Regions from separate parts of the Homo sapiens genome. Here region 2 is linked to region 1. A link is an interaction called in ENCODE POLR2A ChIA-PET data of the cell type or tissue named here. Cell type or tissue: OCI-LY7. All regions are shown on one strand. Each heading gives the region's core, and the rest is flanking DNA. Links, peaks and the distances in the headings are about the cores only. Region 1 overlaps TGFBR2 (transforming growth factor beta receptor 2). Region 2 has its middle 110 kb from the start of TGFBR2.

Region 1 (16,050 bases), core at 4,214-12,213:
GTGGGAAATCAAGTACTTTGACCTCTCTGGTGAAATTCTTCATTTGTAACCTCACTGGGTTAGGCTAGATTAGTGTTTCTCAACATGGTTCCACATCGGAATCATCTGGGGATCTTTTAAAACAATAATGATGCCAAAGTCCTACCCCAGGGCAATGAGTCAGAACTTCTAGGTGCTTGGCTCAGGCTTTGGAATTCTTTTAGAAGTTCGCAGGTGATCCTAACGTGCAGCCAGGGTTAGAAAAATAAACTGAGTTCAGGAAGGGACTTATGCTACATGGACTGGAGAATTCAATAGGAAAAAATGTAGTAGTTAGAGATGGGGCATGGTAGTACTGGACAGAGGCAGTCAGGCCCATAGGTGTTGCTTCTCATCTTTGCCTTGAGCTGTAACTAGAAAAACTGCAAACTGCATTATAACCAGAACATTATTATATACATATACATGTACAATCAAGCCCAACCCAATTAATTTTCTCATATGACTCAAACTCTAGTACCATTTGGAGATGAGGCAGGAATCATAAACATAATTGGCTGCAGGGCATTTAGTTGCCATTGTATAAATTCTTCCTGAAAAATAATTTTAGATTAATTTTTAAGTGTGGATTTTACAATTTCCTATCTTTTTAAAGGGTGGGAATCCTTTGCCAATTCCCAAGAGGACAATAAGCTTAAAGGAAGATAATGTCTGAAAGATCTGAGGACCAAGTTTCCTGAGAAAGCTGTATTTCTAAAGTTTTGACCCTACAAGGCAACATTAAAAGTAAGTTCAAGGAAACAAATGTGAGAAAGCATATCTCCCTTTAGATAACCTAGCAAAGAAGTTAAGAAGGGAAATAGTTCCTTAGATCAGAATTAACAGTTGTGGATAGCCTTCCCTTCAGAAAATTGCAATGCTAAACAGACGTTACACAAGCAATATATCCCTGCAACTTAATTTCTCTTCCTAGGATCTTTAATATTTTTCTTTTTTTATTCCATTAAACAAATATATATTGAGCATCACCTATCCACCAGATCTGAAGAAACACTATTTTTAATATGTTCAAAATTTGAGTCTTTTCTTGATACAATAACATCTGCCTTAACAGGAATCAGTATGTAAAAATTACAGTTTTTAAAGAATTATATAAAAGGTATTATTCCAGAAGACTTGCTATGGAATCCCTTTTAAAAAGGGCGTTCAGAAAAAGGTAACACTGAAATTTATTACAGTTTGAAGAAAATCACTCCAATTATAAATCCATGAACCCAGTCATTGTTTAATGAAGCTCATCTTTGCTGGAAAATCCCCACTGAGAACAAAGCATCACAATGATCCACACAGTCCTAATCAAGCCCACTGGAAAAATCACCCTGAAGAACACTGGTGGAAAACAGAAAGAAGTCCACACCACAGTGTGAGAGCTAATTTAATGTGTTCTTCAAGAAAAATTAAATAAAACAATATGACTCAATTTTTCTTTTATGTTGCAAGAAAAATAACATTTATATAAAGCTAGTAGTAGAAAAGCAGAAGTATAGCTTAGCTTTCTATGATGGCAAGTGAAATAGTTTCTGCTAATCAAAGTGATTCTTTTTTTTTTTTCCTTTGAGACGGAGTCTTGCTCTGTCGCCAGGCTGGAGTGCAGTGGCACGATCTCAGCTCACTGCAACCTCCGCCTCCCAGGTTCAAGTGATTCCCTTGCCTCAGCCTCCCGAATAGCTGGGACTAGAGGCACGTGCCACCACGCCCAGTTAATTTTTGTATTTTTAGTAGAGACGGGGTTTCACCATGTTGGCCAGGATGGTCTCAATCTCTTAACCTCGTGATCTGCCCTCCTCGGCCTCCCAAAGATCCGGGATTACAGGTGTGAGCCACCGTGCCTGGCCATCAAAGTGATTCTTAGCCATTTTCTTTGAAAATGTCAGTCATAGAGGTAGGCTCTGTTGCTCTTCAATGTATACCTTCTTTTATATAAAAGCAATTTGACTAAATATTAGATGTCTGTGTGAGTCGTGTTCTGCTACTCAAAACACTTCTTGTTCTGTTCTTCTCTATATTTTGTTTATTTGTTTGTTTTTTGAGATGGAATCTTGGTCTGTTGCCCAGGCTGGAGTGCAATGGCATGATCTCGGCTCACTGCAACCTCCACCTCCTGGGTTCAAGCGATTCTCCTGCCTCAGCCTCCCGAGTAGCTGTGATTACAGGCGCCCGCCACCATGCCCAGCTAATTTTTGTATTTTTTAGTAGAGATAGGGTTTCACCATGTTGGTCAGGCTGGTCTTGAACTCTTGACCTCAGGTGATCCACCTACCTTGGCCTCACAAAGTGCTGGGATTACAGGCATGAGCCACAGCGCCCAACCTCTTCTCTGTATGTTTATTCAGACATTCATGTTTAAGAATTTCTGAGAAAGGAAGCCAAAGATAATAATACCTGACCTCTATGTCTATATGATGAAGAAGTGCACTTCCTATGTAAAGATGCCCGTATTCCTGATTAGGTTAAGCAACTTGAAGTTCTAGTGAGGGGCAAAACTACAGGACTGCAGAAACTGGCATAGCCTTTTACACATGGCAGCATTTGTCTACTGATAATGGTGACACAACCTCCAAGAGGGCAGACCACACGGTGTATTAAAGAGAAGCTGTCCCCATAAGAAAAGGGGAAAAGTAAAATGACTCATTACATAGTTTGAAATCTCTTATGATGGGTGGACAAAACCCTCAAAGAAGAAATTCTCCAGTCTTAAATTGGGCTTTTAATGTTCGAGGCAAGAACAAGTCTCCTGATGAGTACACTGCCATCGCCTCTTTAACAATTTAGCTATGAAAATATGAAAATACGAGGAGACTATAGATTTTTATCTTAGATTTACTTACAAATTAAGCAGTGAGGGAGCATGACTAAAAATAGAAAAATGATGAAAAGATTAATTAATGATACTTTACTATGTCTCAGTGGATGGGCAGTCCTATTACAGCTGGGGCAGATGATTTCATCTTTCTGGGCCTCCATTTCCACATCTGTAAAACAGGATAATTATATCCATCTCAGAGAGCTGTTTTTAAAATTACAGATGACAGGAAAGTGAAACTGTTTTGAAAATAATGAAGCTTTCTATTACTGTGAGATTATTAAAAGATTATTATAACTAGACATGGTCAATATGTTTTCTTCAAAGTTATCAGACTAGACATTTTTCCCTCTGGTGATCTTTCACCCATATGTCTCAATCATACTGAAATTATTCAAATCACTTCTTTTTTCTGTTTTCCTGGTACTAGTTTCTCTTTTTCTTTTTCTTTTTCCTTTCTCTTTTTTTTTTTTTTTTTTTTTTTTTTTGAGACAAAGTCTCGCTCTGTTGCCCAGGCTGGAGTGCAGTGGTGCGATATCGGATCACTGCAACCACTGTCTCCTGGGTTCAAGTGATTCTCCTGGCTCAGCTTCCTGAGTAGCTGGGATTATAGGCGTGTCCCACCACTCCTAGCTAATTTTTGTATTTTTAGTAAAGACAGGGTTTCACCATGTTGGTCAGGCTGGTCTCAAACTCCTGACCTCGTGATCCGCCTGCCTCGGCCTCCCAAAGTGCTGGGATTACAGGCCTGAGCCATTGCACTGGCTGGTACTAGTTTTCTATCTGCCTGAAGAAGTACGCAAATGACTATTTTCATGACTTTTTTTTTTGCCTTTAATATTATTTAACAGCTATTTTAACAATGAAAGACATTTTACATATTCTCAAAAGGTATGTACCAAAGAAGGGTGTGGGCAGAAATGTTCACAAAATCAGGACCTTTCATTGCATCTTGGTGACCACCAATAAAGTACACAGAAACCCATAGTGAACTGAGGTCTAAGTGGCTGCTATCAACCAACACAATCTTGAACTGCTGAGTCTGATCATTTCATTTTCTTAAAACTTCAGGACAGTTCAATTTAGAGAGCACAAGAGTGAAGTTAGCCTCCCTGGTCATCTAAAGCAACATGGGAAGGTAATTTAAGAAAAGTGACACCATATCAATCACTTTCCCAAGCTTTTCAGGGGCTCACTCCAAAGACTTTCTTGATGATAAATTTTATTAAAGTGCTGATCATAATCAAAACAGTACATTGTATCAGAGGTCAAGCATTGTTTTTCACTTCCCTTCCCAGAACTTATTAAAGATGTACCTCTGAAGAAAGACATAAGGAAGAACAAAATTGTTTTGACTCACAGAAAATGGCTTACACAGACATCTAATACTTAGTCAAGTTGCTTATATATATGAAATAAGTTATACCTTGGGAGTAACAAAGCCAATAGGCTTGGCTCATAGGGGGCTAACTACGGCTGCAGCAGTTATTCAAGAAGTTAACATATTCTCTCCTGTCCCCTGAAGACACCACAGGCATCTCAGTAATAAACTGATAACAACCAATACTCAAGAGTTTGTGAAAATGCTTTGTAAAGTGCTGAATAATGTAAGTGATTATCTACTTACCACAAACGTCCTCACCAACATCATCATTAAAATCTTGAAAGATAAGTGCTTTTCAGTAGTTTTGAGAGTGAACCAATGACATGCTAAATTAAAAGCATTATATTTCAACCATTTCCAATAAGTGCCACAGAATATTAAGACTTAAGAATATTAAAATTCTGGTCAGGTGCAGTGGCCCATGCCTGTAATCCCAGCACTTTGGGAAGCCGAGGAGGGTGGATTGCCTGAGGTCAGAAGTTCAAGAGCAGCATGGCCAACATGGCAAAACCCTGTCTCTACTAAAAATACAAAAATTAGCCAGGTGTGGTAGTGGGCACCTACAATCCCAGCTACTCGGGAGGCTGAGGCAGGAGAATAACTTGAACCCAGGAGGCAGAGGTTGCAGTGAGCTGAGGTCGTGCCATTGTACTCCAGCCTGGGTGAGAAGAACAAAACTCTGTCTCAAAAAAAAAAAAAAAAAAAGAATATTAAAATTCTTATTTCATCTCCTTTTCCTCTATAGATAGAGCAGGTAGGGCACTACCAGTCCAAATCTATGTAATGTGATGTCAGTGGTAGCTCCAGAATTCCCATAGAGGAGTGGCTACATGGGTGATGATCTGGCTGAAAGGGAGGCAGGCAACACAGCTGGAAGCTGTGCTTGCACAAGAGAACACTACTTGTGGTACCTAGACTGCATGTTTATTCAGGATGGATGGGGACTATGGTGGACGAGAAGGCTGAAGGCCAAATTCAAGACCATCCTTAGAAACCCACTCCTATTAAGCACCCAGGTAAGAAAGGCCTCATATTTAAGTCTCCTTAGCATGTATCATTTTAACAGGGCTTTCCAAAAAGTACAACCAGGGGTCACCTTTGCAATATGGGATTATTTACCCTCAGGTAGGTAGAAGAGTATCTTCAGGCACTCTTCATTGCACCAAGACCCCTTCAGCCATCCCTATTCCAGCAATCCCAATGACTGAAATCATCTATGACTCATAAAGAGAAAAGGCAGGAGTGACAAAAAATTGTCCTGCGTGAGATGGTGTGATTTACTTTATGACTTTGCCTGGTCTCTATAGTCATAATGCATTGAGCCTTCTGCAAAAGATTCACACATGAGAGAATAAATGAATCAAAGGCAGAGCCAGTGATGGATGGAAAATTAACCTTAACACCCACACACCACAGCTCCCCAAAATTCACAGAAACTAAAGACTGCAGACAGAGCAAGTCTCCACTGTAAAGAACAATTTACACAAAGCAGATCATACGAGATTTTCCATAAGCCTATGGTTCTGTCAAACAATACTACAGGTGGCTTTAAGCCATTGACATTTACACTTGGTGGTGAAAAGCCATCTGGGAGAAAAAAAAATAGCACTCCCCGCCTTGGATCTAAAAGCAAGTTTCCTCGGCCTTTAAAAGCAATGAATTCCAAACAGCAACAAACAAAACACATAAACAGAATTAGTGAGAATCTGTGCTAAGAGCTATGGCAAAATCAGACAGAAGTTTCTCCCTCAAAGAGTTTTCATTCTAGTAAGAGTTTTGTTTTGTTTTGTTTGTTTTGAGACAGAGTCTCACTCTGTCGCCTAGGCTGGAGTGCAGTGGCGCGATCTCGGCTCACTGCAAACTCCGCCTCCCAGGTTCACGCCATTCTCCTGCCTCAGCCTCCCGAGTAGCTGGGACTACAGGCACCCGCCACCACGCCCAGCTAATTTTTTGTACTTTTAGTAGAGACAGGGTTTCATCGTGTTAGCGAGGATGGTCTCGATCTCCTGACTTCGTGATCCGCCCGCCTCGGCCTCCCAAAGTGCTGGGATTACAGGCATAAGCCACCACGCCTGGCTAGTAAAATAGTTTAAAACACACAGAGACAGCACAGGTAGCTTGGCAAACAAGGTCATATGAATGAGAATGCAAGGCTTGTCGGAGAGGCTATGGGCAGGAAAAGGAATCACAGTGGGATGGATAATCAAGGAAGGCCCACTAGAAAAAGTAACATTTAGACCAGGCGTTATTTCAAAGGGTGGAGCCGTTGTAGGGCACAAATAGAGAATGGTAAAACTTGGGGGGAGGTGGTGGAGAATGGTCACAAGCTAGGAAATTTGTAAGCAAAAAGGATGTGTGAGGCAGCTGGGTTCAAGTGGAACCAGGGCATGAGGGATGTGAAGGGTGGAATAGATGATGGGCAAGAGGTTTGGCTTCATCTGTGCACGTAGTCATCAAACTGGTCCTGTGTCCCATCAGCACAAGGCACTCTCTTAGGAGCCAAGGGACACTGAGGCAGCCCCCATGCTCAAAGAGAAAGGGAAGGCCATGTGATGATCTAGGATTCATAAAATCCATGGAAGGCTTTCTAACAGAGGCCAGCTATTCAAAATGCCATCTGGGGGGAGATTTAACTGAGGGCAATGCCTGTGTTATTGACAGAGAAAGAACAAAGGGTGTCCATAAGCAGAGACCAATTAGGTGATTTTTACAGATGACAAATATAAGAGTTCAGGTTTGTGTTACGGTAGCATAATTCAAGGGCAAAAATAAAACCAAATGGTTATAGATTTTGCGTAACTTTTCTGATGGATAACTTAAGATTTGATGCAACAGGAATCACCATGAGATATGAGTTGCAATGGAAAGTTTTTATGTTTTTTTTTCTTGCCAAGTATAGTTCAGATGTCAAAGGCAAAGAAAAAAAAGTCAGAAAATAAAATTATTTGGAAACATCAGAAACTGCTTGTAAGGACTGGTTATTGTGGCTACTGTTAATTAAGAGCATTAATAACTGACAGGGACCCATAATTCTGGAAGACAAAAGTAACTAAGTCACAAAAAGCTGCCTTATGATATTAAAATAAAGGAGCAAATCAATGAAAAAGCCTACAGTGGCACTCTCAGAAAAGTCTAAAACAAATGTTGAGCAATTCAAGAGAAATTTATTGGGTCTTCACTGAGCATCAGACAAATAAGTTCCTCAAGACAAAAGAGGATTAAAAAATGTTGAAGAGTAAAACCACTTCCTGAAAACCTGTCATCGAATCATTAATTTATTGGGTACCTACTTTGTATAGAGCAGAGTGCTACCTATTTTAAGAAATGCTGTGGTATAATAGCTCCAGAATGAATTAGGGCCTACATATGTCAAGGCAATCTGTGAGTAAATGCCTAATGAGGTAAACATGATTAATGCAGTGAGTTCGATATAGAAATGGGTCCTTGGGGCCGGACACGATGGCTCGTGCCTGTAATCCCAGCACTTTGGGAGGCCGAGGCGGGCGGATCACGAGGTCAGGAGTTTGAGACCAGCCTGACCAACATGGTGAAACCGTGTCTCTACTAAAAATACAACAACAACAAAATTAGTCAAGTGTGTTGGTGCACACCTGTAATCCCAGCTACTCAGGAGGCTGAAGCAGGAGAATCGCTTGAACCCAGGAGGCAGAGGTTGCAGCGAGCCGAGATTGCGCCACTGTACACCAGCCTGGGCAACAGAGCGAGATTCCATCTCAAAAAAAAAAAAAAAACAAGAAAGAAAAAAGAAATGGGTCCTTGGGTTCTACAGTTCACCATGGTCAAGGGATGGACAATCAGTGGACAAAAGACTCATGAAGGATGACTGGGGAAACAGACTGGTTAAAAACTGACTCATTTAGTTGACTTGCTACCAGTGCCTTCTGTCTTCTGCTAGCTTTAGTTAAAACGGCTTAGGAAGAGTCAAAAGACTCTCATAAAACTAAGCCAACTCTTCCTTGAATTCTCCTCTTCTTTATTGACAGAAACAAGCCTGATGTGATCCACTAAAACCACTGCAGATCATTTGGCTACTCTTTGGAACATGCTTTAATGCTATTACAGCAGTGTTTTTCAAACTGCTATGTGTACAGGAATCACCTGGGGACCTTGTGAAAGTGTACATTCTGTTGCAGTAGGTCTGGGGAGAGGACCCACAATCCTCATTTCCAATAAATTCTCAGTGATGCCAGACCTCCTGTAAGCGGCAAGGTATTAGAACATCTTCAGTTGCTGTTATCAGAAGATGATAGGAAACCATCATTTTCGGGGTCAGAATGCTGGAGCTCAAGCTTTGGGCCTTGATGCATATAATAACTCATAAAATGTAATATTCAGGAAGGAATGAGGCTCCTAAAGAAGTGAGAAAGTAGAATGAACAAAGGCCTAAGAGAATAGAAATGTATTCTAACAATATAAATTATAAAAATAAAAGTAAGAGTGCCCAGGGGTATTGAGATTGTTAGATTATTTTATAATGATATAACTTAAGGGATTCCAAAATAATGAACATAAAATGTTATTATTAGATTTTTTTCCTTTTCACATACTTGAAGGACAAATTATATCATATTGTCTTTTTTTCTTCCCCAATACTATGAGCGTTAGAGAATGAGACGCAAATCCGATATGTAGTAACAAGGTAGTCACTCACAGCAAAAGTTGAAAGATTCCTAGTCTACGCTAACAAGTGTCTGCAAACTCTACAGAAATGCAATTAGAGGTTGCGGCAGCTACTCCCCTGCCTAAAACAGCAGTCTGAAAACTGCCAATCTGTTGCAAATTCTGTCTTTTCTGAGAATATTTTAAGAAAAGTGGTAGAGAAATATTTGAAAGGCAACAGAACACTAATTATATCTAGACAAGTTTCCTTTTTTTTTTTTCCCAAAAAATATGAAAGTTCCTTTAGGCTTTACATCTCCTAGGCATAGCAAAGCATTTCATAACTTTCTACCTTAGGAAAAATTTTCACAGACATTTTAACCAATTCAGAGGAAGGGGAGAATGAAAATACCATAATTAACCAAAGAGGAATAATATTACCACCAAAACCAAGTAAGCCTTTTATTTAGGAAGGAGTGAGCTCTAGCTGAAGTAAACATGCTATTTAGTCAGGATGTATGCTCAGACACCTGTAGTCGGAAATTTTCAAAATAGCTATGGTTTTTTTTCTTCTCTTTTTTTAATAGTAGTCATCTCCAATGAACACCAGTGGAAGTCTGTGGTATTTCTCAGTTCTGACCTGTCATGACTTTTGTTAGTTTTCTATTTTGATTAGCTAAAGATTTTCTAACTCAACTTCAATGATTTATTCTACTAACAAAATAGTACAGGGATAACAAAGAATGAAATGTTTCAGAAGAGAAAATACTGGAAATCTTATTTAGTCCAATTCTTGTCACTGTATAGAAGGAAAATGAGCCCCAGTGGGAAGAAAGACAGCCTGGTCACCCAGACACCTAGATTCCTGGTACAACATACCTTAGTCTTTACCAGCTGTCTCCTAGGTAGAGTCCTTCTAATCTCAAACTAAGGGTCAGAGCTAGGTTATCTTTCATCCAAGATGAAGGTTTGTGATAATTACATCTTTGCAACTTCTTTTCTACTTGGCATGGGGCTCTAAAGTAGGAAAATGATGAAGGGTTTAGCTAAACCTGGAGGAAAAATATTTTGGTTTTGTGAAATAACAATGCAGATTTCAGTCTCTGTTTGCAATGGGGGGAAGGAGGAAGAGGCATTTTTTAACATTTATTTTCTAAACCAACAAACAAATCCTACCATTAGTCAAAGACTCAGGTCTTTGGAATCTGAAGCTTGTAAATTTCAGGGGCACTCTTTAAGAAGAAGAATACAAAATTAAGAATAAAGTGAATATAAAATTAAGAATAAAGTGAATATTTATTTAGAATTAAAATGGCATACAGGCCGGGTGCAGTGGCTTACACCTGTAATCCTAACACTTTGGGAGGCAGAGGTGGACAGGTTCCTCTGAGCCCCAGTGTTCAAGACCAGACTTGGTACATAGTAAGACACCATCTCTACAAAAATTAAAAAACAACAAAAAACAAAAAACTGGCCGGTCTTGGTGGTGCATGCCTTTAGTCCGAGCTACTCTAGAGGACTGCTTGAACCTAGGACTCCAAGGCTGCAGTGAGTTATGATTATGCAACTGCTTTCCAGACTGAGTGACAGAATGAGATCTCATCTCTGGAAAAAAAATTTTAAATAGTATCATACAAACAACAAATTTTTAAAAGCTATAAATACTACAAATATGAAGTGTTTAAAAAACAAATATTTTTATTAACTGATTGCCATACCTCTGAAATAATTCTCCTATATTTTTTGGTTGCACACTCTTTGATCATCTCTTCCAATAACATTTTGCAATATTCTCTATTGAGAGAATAGAAAAATAATTCAGTCTTCCCTTTAGAAATGTAGATCAGAATTTGTAATTTATTCTTGAATAATTTGGAAAAGTTCCTTTCAGCTTCATAATTCATTACAGGTAATGTCATATAAATTTTTTGGATTGACTTCAAATTTGGAAAACTTTTATCAGGTTTCTTTTATATGTGAGCTGTAAGATTCAGGGCACTGCAAGATTTCGTAGTATTTGACTTGATGACACTTGTTAACCACATTGCCAGGGCCTCTCCTAGAGCCAGGAGATGGACCTATACCAGGGTATAGGTAGCCTTGAAGGTTAAGTTCAAGCACTTCACAGTAAATCCACCTGAGCCTGGCATTTATATCCTCAACATATTTGATGCATCTGTGAAGTCTCCCAGTCCTTTCAAATAAAGTGCCTGTTTTACTCAGAATACCTAAACTTCCTGATGGCATAATTGTTCCATGATTCAGCCAAGACTGTATCACTTGAGGTATACACTTCATTTTTCCATTGAGATCACAAGACAGGCATGATGTTTGACTACCTGGTGTATAAACCGAGTGTTATTTTATTACACTAAGAAAATGCAATGGGATAATATATGAAGAATGCTAAAACACTAGAAAAATGTTGGATATTATTATTTCTCTTAACCTCTAGTCTTCCAACACCCATGCTATAATGGACAAGTAGTTTATGTCAATTAAGGCAGACTAGTCTCAGTACAGTATAACAATTAGGAATCTAGATCCCCAAACCAGACCATCTTGGTTCCAACCCCAGCCTAATCATTTTCTAACTAGGTGGACTTAGGCAAATTTATTGACTCTGGAGGATTTATAATAAGCATAATATAACCTACCTTCTAAAGTTGTTTTGAGGGTTAATACACCTGAAGTACTCAGCATGATCCGTGCAGTAGCAAGACCTCAATAAGTGGTAGCTACTATGATTATTGGGAAATTAGTCCATGAAGTCTCTTGAGAAAAGCTACAGGGGAAATAAGCCCAATTTCATTTCCCTATGTAGAAAAGTTTGCAGGATTTGGGCGTGACAGGTAGTCATCCACAAAGCAGCAGTGTTATCGCCCCATAGGAAATGAAGACTTCGTAATGATTTATACTTTAATAAAGAGCTGCTGCAGCATATACTGAAAATATGCACCCAACCCATATCTTCTTTCAAAGGCATTCATGTTGGTTCAACCAAATCCCTAGTTCTCTAAAATGAAGTTTTGACAATCTTATATCTTCTAAAGCACTGAGAAGCCTTTTTCCTTGTTTTCTTTAAAGAGGCTTGAGAAGAACCAAGCCTTTTTTTGGTTCAAATAAAATATTTACAATAGGAGGAAAAAACATTCAGATAAACTTCACCTTGCCCGCCTGGTGGTCTCTCAATACACAGAAGAAATGCAACTAGGGCACTAGGAAATCTAAAAAAAAAAAAAAAAAAAGGAAAGAAAAAAAGTATAGAGCTAAAGTTCACTTCAGGACAACGCAAACTAAGAAAAACTACATTTCCCAAAGGAAATAGAGCACTATGTCTACAAAGTAACTCATTTTTTCTTTAATGTTCAATGTTGTCTATTCCAGGGAAAAAATGGTACAATTAACCAAAACTTATTTCTACCCAACATCTCTGCAAAGGAATGTTGCTGCTGCAGATCCACCCCCAACATGGGAAGGCCCAAGGCAAGTGAGCAAATAGAGGCCCATGTACCATAAGTCAAAACATTTAAAGTTACAAATCAAGCTAGCAAACTGCTCAATAAAATAGGTGTTATCCTTCTACCTAGACTGACAAATATATCTTTTCAATGTCTTGGAAGACCAGGTACAACTTTAGAACTCCTACAATGTTCATAGTCCTTCCACAGAAATGGGTGGTTTAAAGAGAGACATCATCCTGAGCCCTGGTAATCAATTTGCCTTCCTCCCCCCTGCCTGCTCCATCCTACATCAAGAGGGGCCTTGTGATATGTGGACACCCAAGCTCGCTCTCTGTCTCTCTCTCTCTTTCTCTCTCTCTCTCTCTCTCTCTCTCACATACAGACACACACACACACAGAGCTATCCCTTAAACAACCCTCGTGCAGAGATTGCACAACCAGTAGCAATGACAGCCTTCAGGAAGATGGCTTCAAGGATCCATGCAAACTGCAGATACCAGTTCAGGGCCTTCTGGACAGCGAATGTGGGTTCCCACATAACCAAATCATGGTCTAAAAATGAAAAGAGAGTAAGACTGGAAGGCCCAAAAGTCACCTCACCCCATAGGCATGGCTCTGACCAGAGAAGAATGACAGCAGAGTACCATCTAAGGCCCAGGACAGAGGCCAGTTGTGTTCATATACTAGGTCTATATTTTAGTTGTAGAGCTGAAAAAAATTGGAGGAAAATATTCCCTCAGAAAAGAGAAGAAAAAAAAAAAAAAAAAAGAGCTGCATGTCTTGACCTTTCCCAGATAGAATCTCCCCAGTCATAGGTACGGGCCCTGAAGCTAAATCTCATCTAATAATGATAGCTTCAAACCTACAAACAAAACACAGATGCTAGGGAACCCTTAAGAGTCTAAGCAGGAGGCCATAAGTAGACTAAACTGACTACACCCAAGAGGATAGTTGCTACTTGTTGGGTGCTAAGACCTAGAAAGCTGACTGTGGCAAGTAAAAGGCAGAAGTACTCCTGATGTAATGGGTGAGGAAGAGAATCTTAACCTCCTATAAGTTTTCAAATTGTCCCCTTCAAAAGTCAAACTGTCCCCTTCTTCTTTGTTATGTTGGATAAAGTCGGCTCTTCTTGCCCTCATCAGCAGTTGTACACGATTGTACACAAATGATTGTCCTACACACTCAAAATTTGGGGTTTACAATACACATCTTTGCAAATGGGGTATGTCCAACTGCTATAAGTGGCCAAACCACAGGTCACCCACCATGAGTCCTACCACTAAGACACCATTGTCAAACTGTGGGCTGTAGAGTTTCCTTATGCAAAGAAACTCTGCCTTATCTTGATTTTCTGTGGTACAAATGTAGTCAGGAAGGAGGCAGATAATGCAAGCAAACCAAATCAATTAAATCAGGAGCACTGAACTGATGACATTAGATGGTAAGCTTCCCCTCTCTCAAATCTGATATCCATTCACCCCTCTTCAGCCTCCCTCCCAACACACGCATACACACATAGAGACCACACGAAAGAACCTAGCAGCATGCAAGCACAAGAAGCTTGGGCCACACACTCATACATGCACCCAGGCAAAACTCCAGAGAGACCCTGAGCAGGATCCATCTTTCCATCCATAAAATAAAGATAATAAAACTTATCTTGGAGATTTCTTCCTAGGATTAAATGAGATACATAATATCAAGTGGCTGTCTCAGGGTAGGTTCTCAAATGTTAATTGTCTTTCTCTTCCTTCTCCCTGAGATGAGACAATTTGCCTGTCCAGCATTCCAAACCCTTTGGCATGCCAAGCAAAGAAGTATGAGTCATTATCTTGCCTCAGTCACAAGCAACAAGTACCTGTGGAGCAAAATATTACCAGGAAAGTAGAGAGTGCAAAAGAAGCGGTGAGCATTCTTGCTGCGAATGCATATCTGTTCTACTGAAAATCATAACTTAAATCTGCTGAAGTTGTACATAAGGACCTGGAGGGTAGAAGCTAACAAGGTAACAGAGTTATGCTTTTATGTGGAACTTGGCCAAATAATGCCATGCTGTAGCCAGGAAGTATGTTTCCCCTGCACCCTATTTAAAACTGCTTTGGTGGTTTGCATCAGACCTAAATAATATCCACGCTACTCTAGAGTAGGCAGTGGTGGCTACAAGACCACACTTCCCTTCAACCAACGCTGCTTCACCCTTATAAACCAAAACATAAAACCCAATGAAAAAAGAAACTTAAAAAATAAATTTAGATTTTAGCACTTCATTCGTAATAAAATTCTCTTTCCGACACCCTTCTATGAAAAAAAAAAAAAAGAGGAATCAGTATCTACTGGATAATTCCTCTGGTGACTTTATTTAAAATTTTGCAGTGGCTTTCAAGGCCCTACACTGATTCAAAATTTATGGCTAAAGGAATTGCATGAAAACTTCTAGCAGCTTTCCATCATGTTTGTCAGAAGTTGAAACATCTTTTTCCATATTTCATGAGAATACAAGAACCAATTCCATACTTCAAAAACAGTCAAATTACTTATTGTGATCAGAACTAAAACTATTCTAACTGAAAGTAAAGATTTTACTATTTGGACCAAACACCTAACAAACAGTGACTGCTTAGTTAAATGCTCGACCTCAGTTGCATTAGATACAGTAGGATGAAGTGGAGGCTCAGCTCAGCACTTCCTGGGTGCTAAATGATGTGTCAGGCACTGCCAGAGATCCCAGAGATAGAAAACTGAATAAGATTGAGAGGATTAAAGGTATAATGGGCAAGAGAGTTACGTAAAGATATGACTTTGGCTTGGTATTGTTACCAGCTAAGTGAGAGGTCTGTATCTCATAGGAGACATTTACCTCAAACTGGGACATTCAAAGCAGGTTTCCTCAAGAAGATGACACTTGAACTACGTCTTAAAAGATGAGTGAAAATTAGCCAGGTAGCAGGAGTTCCAGACATCCTGAACAAAGGAACAGCTGCCTAAATTGCTCACATTGTGTGTATGTGTAGTGACACAAATAGACTGGGAAAATGTGGGCTGTGGTGGGATGTGAAGCAGCAGAGTCAAATGGGAACCAGGTCAGAGGCCCCTGGTAAGCCCAATTAAGGAGTTAATAGTAATAACAGAAGCTGATATTTATTGAGCATTTACTATGTTGCAGGCACCATGTTAAATACTTTAAAACAATATTTTATTTAATCCTCACCATAACTCCATAATCCTCATTTTACAAATGAGACCAGGGATGACTAGTAGGTAAAGCAACTACAACAGGCTACACAGCCAGTACATGGCAAGTGGGTCTGGAACCCAGGACGGCCTGATTCCAAAGTTTATACCCTACACTCTTCTACCACCAGCCTATCCTCAAAGAGAGCACTAAATGAACGCATTGGGTCCATCATGCTGGCTATGGAATGGAGAATGCAATTAAAGGCTGCCCAACTGGGGCTCCGTGACAAGGCAGGGATAGGAAAGAGACAACAAATTGATTCAAAAATACATTCAATGGGACCTAGAAGGAAACATTCAACATGCACATCCTCCTAGTGCATACAACAACAAAAAAAAATGAGGCTTTTGAAAATGAGGTGTAGAAAATAAAACACCAGTATTCCATAATGCTTTCAAATATAAACAGTTAAAACACGTATCCTTTTCTTTACTTATAACATGCTCCCAGCTGTTAAATTCAATGGCAAAGACCAGGTCTGTCTTATTCATCTGAGATGGTATCC
Region 2 (16,050 bases), core at 3,620-11,619, 94 kb before region 1:
TCATTATCTCAACTCCCCTCTCTTGGGACGCATTTAAGAACCCATGCTAAATAGAAAAATATGTCTTTCATCTCATATCTAAGTTAACATGTGGGTTGAATTTTTAGTTGAATGACTAGATCAAGTGTTCAAAAACCCCTCTAAGGCCTCTAATTTGGATCTATAGGAGAGAATTTTCTCATTCTGGGACGAATATCCCCAAATCAGTGTTTTACTGTCCGTTGTCTGGAGCCTGTGAATCAGTTTTGGTATTCTCACATCTTTGAGGGCAGAGCTATGCAATCCAACCTGAATGGCTTCTGGGGGGCTTTTACATTCATGTTATAGTGACTTGCTGGTTTGCATATCGCCCTAATCTGGTATGCAAATTGTGAGGAAATGTTAAAAATCTTTACTCTCTGCAAGCTCAGGATATCCATATGTAGTTGTAGCTGAATAAGGTATAGGTGAGAATTTCTGCATCTCTTCTCCTAATGTGAACAAACAAGGGTGAAGAACAGATCCTAGAGATTATGAATAAACTAATTGTGTGGCACCCAGGCCTGTTCCACCCCTACTATAGCTAGCTAAATCAGTGAAATAACAGTCACGTGATTAATCCTGCATATTTATGCTCTAGCATAGTGTTTCCAATCTCTATTGGTCTGAGTTTTAAGATCATGGAAACATCTTAATAGATATAGGTTTCACACAACAGCTCTTCTCCTGGCCTATGGTGTATGTATGTAGTTACAGATCAGGGACTGGATTATAGGTTGAAGGCATGGTACTTTTAGGGATGGGGCTGACTTGGTCAGGATGTTTGTCAAGTGTTGGCAGCAGGTCTGGGTTCTCCAAAGCCAAAAAGGAAGTATAAGATTTTTAACTGAAATGCAGTGACCACCACTATACTTTACATCTTGGGAAAAGAGTAGATTGAATGCTGCATAGGCCAAGCCTAAACAATAAAATCCAATTTCCAAAGATGGAGAGTAAAGCAAGAGTTAACAGAGCCTGGTAGAGCTACAAATACATAACTTCCGAAAGAGATCAAATTGGTACCAAGGTCATTGACCTGAACACTACAGCCAGTGTTTAAGCTTCCCCTTCACAGGTCAGCAGTTTAATATACGTGATGTGTGTGGATCACACTATTCTAAAGGACCAATAGTAAGGGTGCACTATTATGAGTAAGGGCATTTGTGGAATATTGATGCAAGTCTTTGACTATGGGTAAGTGGAAAAAAGGATTGTCATTACCAGAGAAATTTGGAAGGAAGCTTAGTTAAGTAGGCAAGTGGTGAATGAATTTGGATGAGCAAGTAACTTCCAAAAAGAGATATGATAGAATTCAGAAAACTGAAACACACTGACAATCATAACTTACTACTGCATATGAAAACCGAAGAAAAACTGGATCACCAGCCACTGTGCCAACTGCCGTCTTCTAAGAAGCGCCTGGTAATTAGAAGTCAATGGTTGGCATTTATGCTGCTGCTGCTGCAGCTCTCAAATCCCGTGGTTGCTGAATGTTCTGTGATGCTGCTTTCTGTAATCATAACTAAATGTCTTAAAGTCTTAGGCCTGATGCTCTAAATGGGTTGCCTTTGGTTCTTATCTTCAAAATAAAAAATCCAATGAATATTCTTCAAAGAGTTTGCTGAATTAAGAGCACTAGCTGCATGTTTGGGTGACTTTGGACCCCATTGTGAGTTTCATTGCTTACAGATGATTTTTCTTAATTTGAAGAGTAATTGCCCATGAAATCCCTTTTCTCTCTTTTTCACCAAAACAGCCATTAAATGCTGAAAACGAGGAAAAAATACTTAGCCACAGTTATTCCGGATCACAAGAGTCAAGCATATTTTAGGTTTCACAAAGATTAGATATCAGTTTGCTTCCTGGTAGAGAGTTGACCTGAGTAAGTTACAGTGGTGAAGTAGAGCATCAAACTCAACCAATTTAAGCTGCTGTGGGCTTCTCACGAACTTAAAGGACAAACCTGAATCACCAGGAAAGAAATGGAAAACATCCATAGCATATTGGGAGAAAAGGGAGTAATAAACTGACCTCACAGAGTCAGAAAAAGAGAGAGAGAGATTAAAGGGGGTAAGATTTAGTTGTGGGTAGAAAATATAAACAGTTATTTTTTAAACATGTTATAGTGCTTTACGTTTACCCAAATATTCTTTCTTAAATAATCCTGAGAAGTATTATTTTATTAATTCAATCACTTATGTATCCTGCATATAATTTTGTGCTTCTGTAATTCAACTCTGCACTGGAAACAGCAGATATTAGCAATGATTGTTGGATATATAGATAATAAATGAATAAATATAAAATAATTTGATGTTTAGATGAATTAAGCACAAGATTGACTTGAGAAAACTGTCAGAAGTAAAATAAATGAACAGAGAGATAAAAGGATTGGGTGATAAAATAATAGATGTAAAAGCTAGAATTAAAGTATTTAAAGAAAGTGTTCCATTTCTACAAGATGGAGTAGCAGGAACCAAATTTATTCTTTCACATGAAACAACAAAACAACAGGGCAAAATATATTAAATAAGTTTTTAAGACATTGGACATCAGGTAATGAAGGACAGTGATCCCTGAGAAATAGGAAGCTAATGAGGTGAACCCAATGATTGCTCCAGCTTAATGAATGAGAGGTGTTTTTTGTTTGTTTTTTAAGTGTGGCACAGGAAGAGAAGCCAAGATGGATCTCAGAAGACTCTTTGAGTTAAAGAGACGGATTTGAAACACTGGGAGACCAGGTAGCTAGAGGATTGGGACAGATTACTGAAGAGAAAAGAGCTACATTGAGAGAAAATTCTGATCCGCAGAGAGTCTCCCTTGAGTCTTCAACAGAGTACTGATCAGCACATGCATGTAAGAAAACTACCTGAGGCTGAAGAAAGAATTCCCTTAGAAGGTTTAAGGAAACAGTGTCCAGTTCTCATACAGGGCCTGTAATATTGCCTCCTTCTACTAGCCAGGCTGAAAAACCTCATGATTTACAAGACATTGGGTAGAATACTTAGAAAAGCATTGGGTAGAATACTTTAAAAAGCCTTGCCTCAATAGTAGGACAAAATTAGCCTTAGACTAAGATGTCTGGGTTGTGTCTGGTCTTATTACTGATGATGTTAATGTTGATCACTTGGTTAAGGTAGTACCTGGCAGGTTTCTCCATTGTGAAGTTTACTGTTTTTCCCTTTTCATGCACTATTATTTATAAGTGAGTTACTTATGGAGGAGAATTAAGCTCCATTTTTGGAGTGAGGAGTATAAAAGAATCTGTAGACATAAAGTAAAACCACTAACAATAATTAATAAATATTTTAGGGGAGATTTTTAAGGCTATGCAAGTATCCTATTTCTCCTTACAGTTTTGCTCACTAATTTTTGCAGTCATCAGTGGATGCTGCCAGCTGCAATTATTCCTGTGGTGTTCTACTGCTAACTTTTGTTTGTTTGTTTTTTGAGACGGAATCTCACTCTGTAGCCCAGGCTGGAGTGCAGTGGCAGGATCTCGGCTTATGGCAACCTCCTCCTCCCAGGTCCCAGTTCAAGCAATTCTCCTGCCTCAGCCCCCTGAGTAGCTGGGATTACAGGCACACACCACCATGCCCAGATAATTTTTGTATTTTTAGTAGAGACGGGGTTTCACCATGTTGGCCAGGCTGGTCTTGAAGTCCTGACCTCATGATCCACCCGCCTCGGCCTCCCAAAGCGCTGGGATTACAGGCATCAGCCACCGCACCTGGCCCCACTTTGTATTTCTGTCATCTCTTTTACATTTATCAATTGGAATTATTTTGTAAGAAAAACATGCATTTCTCCATAGTTATTTATGTATTTAATTTTGTACTTATATCAGTGTGGACTCGAGGATATTCATTTTATGCTCAGGTGGTTCCAGGTTTGATCACTGGGAGCTTTCACAGATTGACTTCTGTGTCCTTTTGACATGCCCTCACCTTAGAGGTTTATATTTATATCATTGATCAAATTTAGAAAGTTTTAACTCATTATTTCTTTAAATAGTCTATTTTTCTCTCTCTTCTCCTTCTAGGACTTTCACAATGTGTACATTGATTCACTTGATGGTGTCCCAAAAGCCAGTTCACTTTTCTTTAATCTTTTTTCTTTCTATTTCTTGTGTTAATAATTTCCATTGTCTTATCTTCAAGTTCGCTGATTCTTTCTTCTGCTTGCTCAAACCTTTGAGTATCTGTAATGGATTTCTCATTTCAGTTATTGAAACTTTTGGCTCCAGAATTTTGGTTTTTGTTTGTTTCTTTCTTTTTAGGTTTTACATGTCTTTATTGCTATTTCCATTTTGTTCATAGAACATTTTGTTGACTTTCTACACATCGTCCTTTAGTTCTTTGAATATCTTTAACATAGTTGTTTTAAAGTCTTTGTCTAGTAGATCCATTTTGAGGTATGGTTTTTACTGTGGTTTTTTTTCTTTGAGTGAGCCGTTATTTCCTATTTCTTTATTTGTCTTATAATTTTTTGTTGTGGTTGAAAATTGGCCATTTGTAAGTAATAACATGCTAACTCTGGAAATCAGATTTTCTTCTTTCCCTGGGATTTAAGTATTTTTGTTATTATGGTTTTTTTAGTTGTCATTTTTGCTATAGACTGTATCTTTGCCAAAGGTCAACCTCCAATGTGAACTTAAAGTCTTCTCAGATCTTTTCTGAACTTCTGTGTTTCCCTGGGCATATATAGTGATTTTCTAATTTCTTTCATATATGTGTTTGCTTTTGAATGCCATAGTCTTTAATATCTGGTTTCCAAAAAAGGAAAAAAATAAAAATGAAGGGGAGGGGACACCAGCTTTATACATCTCCTGGAAGTCACTTCAGCTGGAGAAGAGGCTTGCACAATTGGGGAAGGTACAACAACAATGCTATCACCTCTGTGTCTGCACCCCTGTGATCAGAAGTGGCAATCAGCAACTAAGCACGGATCTCCACTATTTAAAGAGTAGAATTAATTTTGTCCACCCTGGGTCCTACAAGCTGTGTGCAAGTTGCTCCAGGAACATGTGCAAAATAGCCTGCCATGTGGCTGAGGTGTAAAGCAGGGTTTCCCAACCATTTTGGCATGAGGAACCAGTTTTGTGAAAGACAATTTTTCCACGGACCTGGTATTGGGGATAGTTTCAGGATGTAACTCTTCCACCTCAGATCATCAGGCATGAGTTAGATTCTCATAAGGAGAATGATAGCAAGATCACTCACATGTACAGTTCACAATAGGGTTCATGCTCCTGTGAGAATCTAATGCCGCCACTGACATGACAGGAGGCGGAGCTCAGGCGGTAATGCTTGCTCACCTGTCACTCACCTCCTGCTGTGCTGCCCAGTTCCTAACAGGCCATGGACCAGTACAGGTCTGTGGCCCAGGGGTTAGGGACCCCTGGTATAGAGCATAGGTAGCTACTACTATTTTAAGAGCTGAAATTGACTAAAATAACAGCAATTTGCCATCTAAGCTTTCCCTTGAAAGTTGCAAGCCTTCAATAGACTTCAGAATTCCAAAATAGTTACATCAGACAAATTCTGCCAGTGCAATTGTTGACTTTTGAGGAGTCAGATTTTGATGCTACATACTCCACCATCTTTGCAGAATCCTATGCCTTCTTGTAGTTTTAATTTGCATTTCTGTAATGACTGATAATGTTGAGATGCTTTTAATATACTTATTTACCATTGTATATTTTATTTGATAAAGTTCTTGTTCAGTTTTTTGCCCCTTTTTTTAATGTTTTTGTTTTCTTCATATTAAGCTTTAAATGTTCTTTATATATTCTGGATAAAAGTCCTCTATTGGTATATGATTTACAAATATTTCCTCCCAACCTGTGATTTACCTTTTGTCTTCTTATTAGTGTCTTTCACAAAATGAAAGTTTAAATTTTAATCAACTGAAATGTATTAATTTTCTATTTTGGTATCATATCTTAAAAAAAACTCATTTCTAACCTCAAAATCACATGGATTTTCTCCTGTATTTTCTTCTATAAGTTTTATAATTTTACACTTTTTCATTTATTTTTATAAACCATTTGAGTTCATTTTTGTATAAGGTGTGTGGTATATGTTGAGGTTCATATATTTTGTATATGACACGTAATTTTTCCACTATTTAGAAAGGACTATTCTTTATCCACTCAGCTGTCTTTGTATATTGTATAAAGTATAAATATAAATCCTAAAAATGTAATTTTTCTCATGCCAAAAGAGAGAGGAAACATTTCCCCCTTTCTTTCTGATAGGCACTTCCTTTAGAAAATAGATTGCAAATGTTTTATGTGTCAGGTTGAGACGTATTTAAATCTCTTTAAAAGCTAAATGAGTCTCTTGCTAGTTTTTCATTTCAGTTATTTTTTTTTCTTGGGGATGTTTGGACCTTCTTTTTGAAACGCAAACATCGAGGAAGATGAGCTCTGTCTTCCTGTTCCTGTGGGAGTTTCAGCCTACGTGCTTGACTCCTAGTGTAACTTCCTGCTTTTCACAAAAATATAAGAAGTTTTATTATTATTTTTGATAAAGACAATTCACATGTATGTAATGGATTGCATCTGCTTTGCTATACAAAATGGTGTGATTTCTTTCCATTTTTACAATCCCCTTAGCCAGTTGCATGTGATGCTCCTTACATTATAGTTTAATGCTTATGGAATAATAAAATTGTTTTTTTTTCTTCTACCTTTGTTTTTTGTTTTGTTTCATTTGAGATGGAGTCTCACTCACTCTGTTGCCCAGGCATGAGTGCAGTGGCACGATCTTAGCTCACTGCAACCTCCACCTCCTGGGTTCAAGTTATTCTCATGCCTCAGCTTCCCAAGTAGCTGGGGTTACAGGCATGCGCCACCAAACCTAGTTAATTTTTGTATTTTTAGTAGAGATCGGATTTCTCCATGTTGGCCAGGCTGGTCTCAAACTCCTGCCTCAAGTGATCTGCCCACCTTGGCCTCCCAATGTGCTGAGATTACAAGTGTGAGCCACTGCACCCGGCCTCTCTTCTACCTTTGTGAAGGGAGAGATTTTATGGATTGGTAAGAGATTTTTTTTCCATTTCTTTTATTTAGATTTCTCTGAAAATTATTAAAAAATAAGTTACTGTATTTGTGTAGTCTATTTCTGGGTTCCTTATTCAGAGGACTGTAACTGTATAGGTATTTTTTAAAAATCAGATAGTATGAACCCTCCAACTTATTTCTTTTTCAGAATTGTTTGGGCTAGTCTATTTCCTTTGCATCTCTACATAAATTTTAGAATATTCTTGCTAGAGATATATGATTAGAGTTTAGCATTTCTTTTATGTTTATCTTTCTTTTTTCATTAGTTTATTATAGCTTTCAGCATACAGATTCTAGACATATTTTGTTAGAGCTTAAACTGACAGATGTATCTCCCTTTTTGAGGTTACAATTACACTGTCTTCTACTCTTTATACTATCTGTTTCTTCACTAATTATGTTCAATCTTTACTTTTCAGTGAATTTTATAATCTAAATTGTTTTGTTTCAGTTAATTAACCTTGATAGTTCCTCTTCTAGTAAAATAGATCAAGTCTGTCTACTCAGCACTTTGTAATTATAAAAAGCATTGGAAATAACCCAATGTCTTTGAGTAAGGCAAGTAAAGAAATTTTGTTATATTCGTGTGATAACGCTACACAGCAGTTAAAATGAATAAATTAGACTGATATTGATCAACATAGATAGCTCTCAAAAGTGTAATCTTAAATTTTAAAAAAGTTGTAGAGCAATATATACAAAATGCCATTTACATAAATTAAACAGAACATGTACAGGAAGTAACACTCTAGATTTTAGACACATATATCGATAGGAAAGATCCACATTTAAGCCAAAGAGAACTGGACTCTTGGAGGGTCAATAGAGACAGGACTAGGAAGTAAAGACAGTTACTTAGATGTTCGTGTATTTGTAATGTTTTGTTACTTTTCAAATGAAAGGCTAAGTTCTGAATCAAACATGACAAAATACCTTTATTAACTCTGAATACATGCTATAGGCCTGAGTATGTGATGACTTTTTAATTTTTTTCTAATAAAATAATTTATGATTAGATAAAAAAGAAGCATAAGAAAAACAAACACAAAAACATTAACAGCCATAATTTTTCTGTTGTTCTGGAATTAAAATATACAAACATTAATTAGAAGTAATATTATCTACAGCAGACTTGTACTGAAATCTGAATTATGGAGCAAAATAGTCCAGAAGAAGTTTCCATTGCAAGGACAAATGTACTGCATCTTTAAGGAAGTAGCACAAATTGACAACAAATGAAACTTCCTCATTCTTACTCCACATTAAATGATGTTGGGGGCATCTGTTTAGCAATTAGAAAACATAAATAATCTTCCATCAAGCCCACACTATGCACCTGAATAAATTCTAGAGAGAATAAGCAATTAATTGTTTTAAAATAATGCCATAGAAAATCTTTAAGAAAATAGAGGTGGATGTTTACTGGATCTTTGGACAGACACTTTTCTTCTAAATATGAATGCAACAGGAGAATTCATAAGGAAATAGAGTGAGCGATTATACTCCACGAATATTTTTCAGTTTAAATGTTTTAAGTACACATTAAGAAAATTAAAAAGCAAATGAAAGTCTGGTGATAGGGTTTAATACATGCTACCCTCAAAATATGTCACCTTGACATTTGAGAAAACAGAAGAACCAGGAAGGCCCCTCTCAACTTTCGCTCGCCCTTCTCCCCTGAAGTGGGTCGTAAGACCCTCAGAGAGGTACCCTTCCTATGCCCAGAGGAAGGAACATCCTTATCTCTGAAGACACAGGGAGAGAGAAGAATCTGAACAAACAGGCCTTGCTTTGTTCCCCGCAGTTTATTACCGTAAGATTATGTCTTCTTTGTGCAGTCATACATTTGCAGAACTGTCCACTCTTCGTCAAACTTAAGCATGAAAATACATAGGTTTCCCTGTTTCTTTAGGTCCTCCTTTCTGAAGACTCCCATGTCACAAAAAATTTATAAGTGAATAAATTTGCATGCGTTTTTCTTGTCAATCTGTCTGTTGTTACAGAGACTTCAGCAGTGAAGCTAGTGATGGGTAAAATAAATTTTTCCCCTATACAGTGGGAAATTATTTCTGGCAAATATTATAATTCATAAAATCACTTCAGTGTCATAGACAAATATATAAAGGATTGTCAGGGCTCAGAACACAATACCCATTGGCAATATGTCACCTTGGCATGATGAGTGTTTTAAGCTGAAGGAAATTGACAAAAACGCTCCGCAGAAACAGGAAGGTCCTCGCTGATCTTCTCTTGCCTTTCTCCTCTGAAGCAGGCCGTAAAAGAATTCCCTACACTACCTCCCTTGAAAGTAGGACATAAGACTTTTATTCCAGAGGGGCCCTGCCCTATACCGGGAAGCCAGTAAGACTCTAAACAAACAGGTCTGGCTGAGTTCTCCCCTGTTTATTACCATTAGATCACACTCCTTTGTCCTCCAGCCACGCTTCTGCACAACTTTCTACAAAAATACATAGATTTCTGTGGGTTTTTACGTCTTCATTTGTGAAGGCTCTTGTGTCATGTAAAACTTATACTAAATAAAAATGTTATGCTTTTCTCTTGTTAATCTGCTTTTTTGCTATAGGGATCTTAGCCAGTAATCTTGCAATGGGTGACAATAAGGTACTACCTGTTCTCTCCTACAGGAAATTACATATAATTCCCAGCCCAGAAATATAATTTCTAAACAAGTATATGAAAAAACTCAACCTTCTATGAATAAAAGAGATACAAATAATAACATTAGTGAGGCATAATTGTGGACTATTACAATTTAAAAATGCTAATATGTAAAGCTAGTGAATGTTCTGTGAAATATATGTCTTGTCTTACGTGTTGTTGGTGGGAATCAAAATGGATACAACACTTTTGAGAAATAATTTGGCCAGAGACCGTAAGTATCATAAAAATACTCATAATCTCTTATAGTATATCTTAAGGAAAAATAAAACATAGCAAACTTATATGAAAATATTAATTGCAGCATTATTCACGATGGTGGAAAAAGGGAAATGGGAAGCAATCTAGCACACAGAAATACAGAAACGATAAAATAACAAGCATAGATATGTAGGAACAGAAAGGTGTGATGCATTTCCTGAGGATGTTAAAAGTAATAGCCAACACCCCTATTACAAAGGACAAGTTAACAAGAGAAAAGCATAACAGATTTATTTAATCTAAGTTTTACATGACACAGGAGGCTCCAGGTTAAATGACCAAATGATATAGGGTATAATGGTTAATATTAAGTGTCAGCTTGATTGGATTGAAGGACGCAAAGTATTGTTTCTGGGTTTGTCTGTGAGGGTGTTGCCAGAGGAGATTAACATTTGAATTAGTGGACTAGGAGAGGAAGACCCACCCTTTATGTAGGTGGGCACCATCCAACTGGCCGCCAGTGTGGCTAGAAAAAGCAGGTGGAAGAGAGTGGAATAAGCTGGCTTGCTGAGTCTTCCAGCTTTCATTTTTCTCCTGTGCTGGATGCTTCCTACCCTTGAACATCAGTCTCCAGGTTCTTTGGCCTTTGGACTTACACCAGTGGTTTGCCAGGGGCTCTCAGGCCTTCGGCCACAGACTGAAGGTTGCATTGTCATGTCGACTTCCCTACTGTTTAGGCTTTGGGACTTGGACTAAGCCACTACTGGCTTTCTTTCTCCTCAGCTTGCAGATGACCTATCATGAGACTTCACCTTGTGATGGTGTGAGTCAATTCTCATTAATAAACTCCCTTTCCCATGTACATATATCCTATTAGTTCTGTTCCTCTGGAGAATCCTGACTAATACACAGGGAAAACTATCTTATTTTATATTTAGCTTCTGTGAAGCAGGGACAGCTGAGTAGAAATGTGATTGGCCAATAAAATGTATGATCTAATAGTAATAGACTGATTGGAGGAAATTCATTTCCTTCTGTCATAGGGCAGAATTCTGGAATAGGGGTGTTATGACTCATAATCAAACAAGGTAGATGAAACACCTTCTTTATGGCCATTTCCTACATGGAAGGAAGTGGGTGGGGAGAGTTAGAGTAACAATTTTAAACTTCATAGCTGACTTTGGGGAAAAGAGATTCTGGTTTCTATGATTTGTCTTGGAAGAGAATGAGGCTGAGAGATAGGAAGGCAGAAGGTCAGAGAGAAACTTTGATTCTGAGACTGCTTCTGATACTTTAATTTGGGGGATATCATTTTCTGAGCCCCAACAGATGCATATGTAAGACATATAATCTTTTTACTTAATCACTTCTATATTGTTGCCTTATAAAATTTTGAATGTTCTATATTTAAGTTATTAATTTCATATTAACATTTTAAGAAACCACATTTAACATCAATTAGTGAAAATATATAACATAAATAGTTTAATTTCTTACAATACTTGTATATGAATGGTTTAATTTTCTAACACAATATCTGTATATTAACACAATTACCTGTCTCATAAAACAAATTAACACGATTACGTGTCTCATAAAACAAAACCACAAGGTATGGCCACATTAACAGCTTTTTCTTGGACCATTGTGCCAACAATGGAGACATTTGTTGCAGAAAGCATGACTCAGCGTAGTCCATAGGGGAGCTATAGTGAAAAAATATTCCAACAAATCGAGCTCTGTCCCAAATGTAGGGTCTGTTCCCTGACCAGAAAGAATGGAAGATAATATACTTCTTTCCTGGTTTTGGAGGAGATTTTCTTCTGATTGCATTCAGTTCCCAACATGTTCAACTGTGAAGTTTGAGGACCTGGGAAGATTTCACCTAAATATCATCACCATTATCCTTCTAGATATCCAGTGCTCCACCCTCTAACTTGAAGGGCTTCTGAGTGCTCTGGGAAACTGAAAAGCAGGTTACCCACACAGGACCTCAGTTAATAAATTATAGTCTATAACTTACTTTCAAATAGTATAGCACATGCATTTGATATATATGTGTGTGTATGATGGCTTTAATGCACATTACTAGGATGCATGGCTGCCCAATCTCAAAAATTACTCTATGGATGGTGAGTTAGTATATTAAAAGTCACACTTCAGAGACTGTAACTACAAGCATTTCACCTACCTTTATATATCAATAGTGGAGGTTTTGTCAATTATCATGATGGATATGCAAATAAGTGCTCATTGTTGAAATTACTGGTGTTCAAGGTGTATGTCTTAGTCCACGTTAGTGTTGTTATAAAGGAGTACCTGAGAATGGGTAATTTATAAAGAAAAGAGGTTTATTTGGCTCACAGTTCTGCAGGCTGTACAAGAAGGATAGTGCCAGTATTTGCTTCTTGTGAAGCCTCAGGCTACTTCTACCCATGGCAGAAGGTGAAGGCAAGCTGGCATGTGCAGAGATCACAAGGTAAGAGAGGAAGCAAGTGAGAGGGGCATTTCCATCCCTTTTTTTAAAATAAACAACCAGCTCCCTACTGGAACTAATAGAGTAATAAATCACTCATTATCATGAAGATGGCACCAAGCCATTAATGACAGGTCTGCCCCCATCATCCAAACACTTCCATTAGGCCCCACCTCTGACATTGGGGATCAAATTTTATCATAAGGTTTGGGGGACAAAAATCCAAACTATAGCAATATGTGGATGGACTAAAAATATTGTGAAGATCCCTTCCATCTTCAGGTGAATAGAATCCAGCTAGCTCAGACATCCAGATCTTTTACAATGGCATTTGAAGCTTGTTTCTGAAACAATGTCCAGGTACTAATTTACTAAATTCTGGTTGTTGAACACCAACTGTAAAGTTGCTGCCTCCTAACTTTAGAATATTGTTGCTCTTGTCTCAGGTGTGAGGTCTGGTGATGGTACCTAAAGAGAGAGACTTGGAACTTCCTTGAGGTTGTGGTAAAGGTTGTATTATCAAACCTGCCAAGACCAGCTCAATTGGGGAGGCCCTAACCCAGCAATGCTACAGGAATTAAAGACACACACACAGAAATATAGAGTGTCGAGTGGGAAATCAGGGACTCTCACAGCCTTCGGAGCTGAGAGCCCCGAACAGAGATTTACCCACATATTTATTGACAGCAAGCCAGTCATAATAAGATTTACTAAAGGTATTCCTTATGGGAAATAAAGGGATGGGCTGAATAAAAGGATGGGCTCTGGCTAGTTACCTGCAGCATGAACATGTCCTTAAGGCACAGATCACTCATGCTATTGTTTGTGGTTTAAGAACGCCTTAAGCGGTTTTCCTCCCTGGGTGGGCCACGTGTTCCTTACCTTTATTCCAGTAAACCGACAACCTTCCAGCATGGGCGTCAAGGCCATCACGAGCATATCACAGTGCTGCAGAGATTTTGTTTATGGCCAGTTTTGGGGCCAGTTTATGGCCAGATTTGGGGGCCTGTACCCAACAAAACCAAACCGGGGTCTGCTAATCCAGTGCAGCAAAGCCAAAGAGTGACACTGGGATGGAGATGAGAGAAAATGAGGTATTTATTGTAGGGTACTGAGCAAGAAGATTCAGGCAGCTCATGTTTAAGACCTGAACTCTGAGATGGTTTAAAGGTAGGAGTTTATAAAGATGGGGAGGCAGAGGTTACAGAAAAAGTCATAAATCAATACATTGAGGCTATACATTGGTTTGACTAAAAATGTGGGACATCTTGAAGCAGGGCCTCTAGGTCATAGGTAGATTCAAAGACTTTCTGAATTGTGATTGGTTAAGAAGCAAAGCTTTGTCTAAAATTTGGGATCAGCAGAAAAGAATGTTAGCTTTAGCTCATGGGTTTAACTGCCTCCCTCGGGAAGAAATTTAGAACGAAGAATGGTGATCGGAGTTCAGTCCTCAATTGCCCCTTATCTGAGTTCTATGTGCCAATGGATCCGTTTGGTGGGAGTTTGGATTTCTGTAAACCAACTCAGGAAGAGAGGTTAAAATGTTATCTTTAATTTCTATAGGGAACAAAACATCTTGTGATGCTAACTGCTTTAGCTATTGTTTTAAGCTACTTTTGTCTTCTTGCTTATCAAATCGCTCATTTACTTCCCAGGGCTAACTAGGTGTATGGAATTTCCCTTAAAGGAAGTCAAAATATTCCCTTATTATCACGCTTTGGTGGTGAGGGGTGGGCTGCAGGCCTTTAAGAGGGGTCCCTGCTCTGTCTCAGTTGTGTGACTCCTTTCTTTGCAATCTGAGATTGTTTTCAGTGAAGCCTGCTGGGGAGGTTTTTGGGAGGAGTCTTGTATCCTTAGTCTGCTTCTAAGCATTTGAAACTACTGATAACCAAATGAATCTGATAATTTTGACTGGCAAAATTGAGTTAGGTTAATTCATAACAGTCAAGGCCTGAGAAAATTATCTTGGGCCACTGGAGCCAGTACTGATTAACATTAAGTAGGCAGTAGGCTGCTATGGATGGGCGCTTCTTACCAGTTGCTAGTATGAAAGACTATTGATGTCATTCTTTGGCACAAGCGACATGATTCTCACTTGAATGGATCCAGAAGTTTTAGAGTTTCTGACTTAGTATCCGTGGTGTTCCCATGGGCTGACAGTATAAAGTGCCACTCCAGTGGGGGCTGGCTGTTCCCTGGATGATGACTTACCTTCATTCTGCATGGTTCCTTCAAGTCTGCAGCACATTGTCCCTCAGCCCCATGAACATCTTATCTCATCTTAGTTCCTTGGTCTCCCTTCAACTGGAAAATTTTAACTAGACTTGGTGATGGGGAAACAAGAAGCTTTGTTCTTATGTTTCCTGTCTTCTTTCTTGCTTTGAATCTCTTCACAGATTGCCTCTTGATGTTCAGAAGCACAAGCATTTGAAATTTTAAAAAGCCTTCCCTGGTATTCAGCTTTAACGGAAAATCATCCTGCCCCATGATTTAGCGTGAATGATATAGGAGACCAGAATATGACACCCCAAAATATGCCTCTTTAGCAGAATTATTTTGAGAAACAGCAGACACAGGAGAAGCTCTGAAAATAAAGGAGAAGTAAACCCTTTTCTATGGGAAATTTGCATTTATAAAGTAAATCTCAATTTTTTAAGTGTGTCTCCCTCTCTGTATAAGAAAGAGAAAGATGGGTAAATCACTAGAGGCTCTTAGCAGTGGGGAAGGTATTGACTTACATCTGCATTACAAAACTTACTCTTCTTTACTGTACTTTTCCTAGTTACCTCGTCCTCCCTGACACCATTCTCTGTTTTGTCTTTAGCTGAAGATAGTATTTATGCTTGAATTCTAAACTATCTCTTTGAGAGTTCCTCATTTGTCCCTGGGTGTCTCCCATGTATACATTTATTGCAGGGTACCAAGCAAGAAGATTCAGCCAGCTCGTGTTTAAAACCTGAAGTCCCAGATGGTTTAAATGCAGGGGTCTATAAACATGGTGGGAGGGGGGGAGGCAGAGGTTACAGAAAAAGTCACTGTATACATGTTAATAAACTTCTATTTGTTTTTCTTTTGTTAATCTGTCTTTTTATATTGAGGCCCCAGCTGAGAATTTACAAGGGTAGAGGAAAAATTATCTTTTCTGTCCCTGTAATGGGCACATGAAGAAATACCATGAAAAAGAAACTTTCTAATTCATATATATATATATATATATATATCCCAAGCCTTATCTCAAATCCCTAGAATAAGATAGGTTTGGAAAGCTAGAATTTTGGAGAACTTTCCAAAAGATAATATGGTACATATTATGTGTGCAGGGAAGCTTACACTTCTCTTCTGAAGGTTTGATAATTGAGTCGGCTGAAATAAACTGATAATAGACAGATTAACAGGAGAAAAGGCATACAAATGTATTAAGATGAAAGTGCACAGAGTCACAAAAAGTATGAAAACTCAAAGACAATTCAGATGATTGAAGCTTAAATCCCCTCTTATAAACCAAAAATAAAATCCTAAGCCCCCTCAGCTAACTAAACATGTAATCGCCTGGTGGGTTCTTCCTGCCCATTACATGGACAAAATTAATTCACTGAGATTGTGGTATTGC

What was found. Peaks named below come from ENCODE experiments on the same cell type or tissue, not always from the same donor. Only the 100,000 strongest peaks of a DNase experiment are listed, where the experiment ranks them.
Region 2: POLR2A ChIA-PET joins it to region 1 with 5 read pairs; 7 of 35 experiments call an interaction of 5 or more read pairs at or near these places.

What each region holds. Positions count from the first base shown.
Region 1 is chr3:30,610,160-30,626,209 of GRCh38, reverse strand. The region is part of intron 1 of TGFBR2 (transforming growth factor beta receptor 2); the gene reads right to left. Among named protein-coding and RNA genes, the nearest start is that of TGFBR2, 12 kb to the right of the region's middle. In OCI-LY7, for the core only: no CTCF peak of the experiment used is centred there; DNase peaks (open chromatin) are centred at 7,509 and 9,388; H3K4me3 peaks cover 2,808 bases; H3K27ac peaks cover 4,636 bases.
Region 2 is chr3:30,703,601-30,719,650 of GRCh38, reverse strand. No RefSeq gene overlaps it. Among named protein-coding and RNA genes, the nearest start is that of TGFBR2, 110 kb to the right of the region's middle. In OCI-LY7, for the core only: no CTCF peak of the experiment used is centred there; a DNase peak (open chromatin) is centred at 8,310.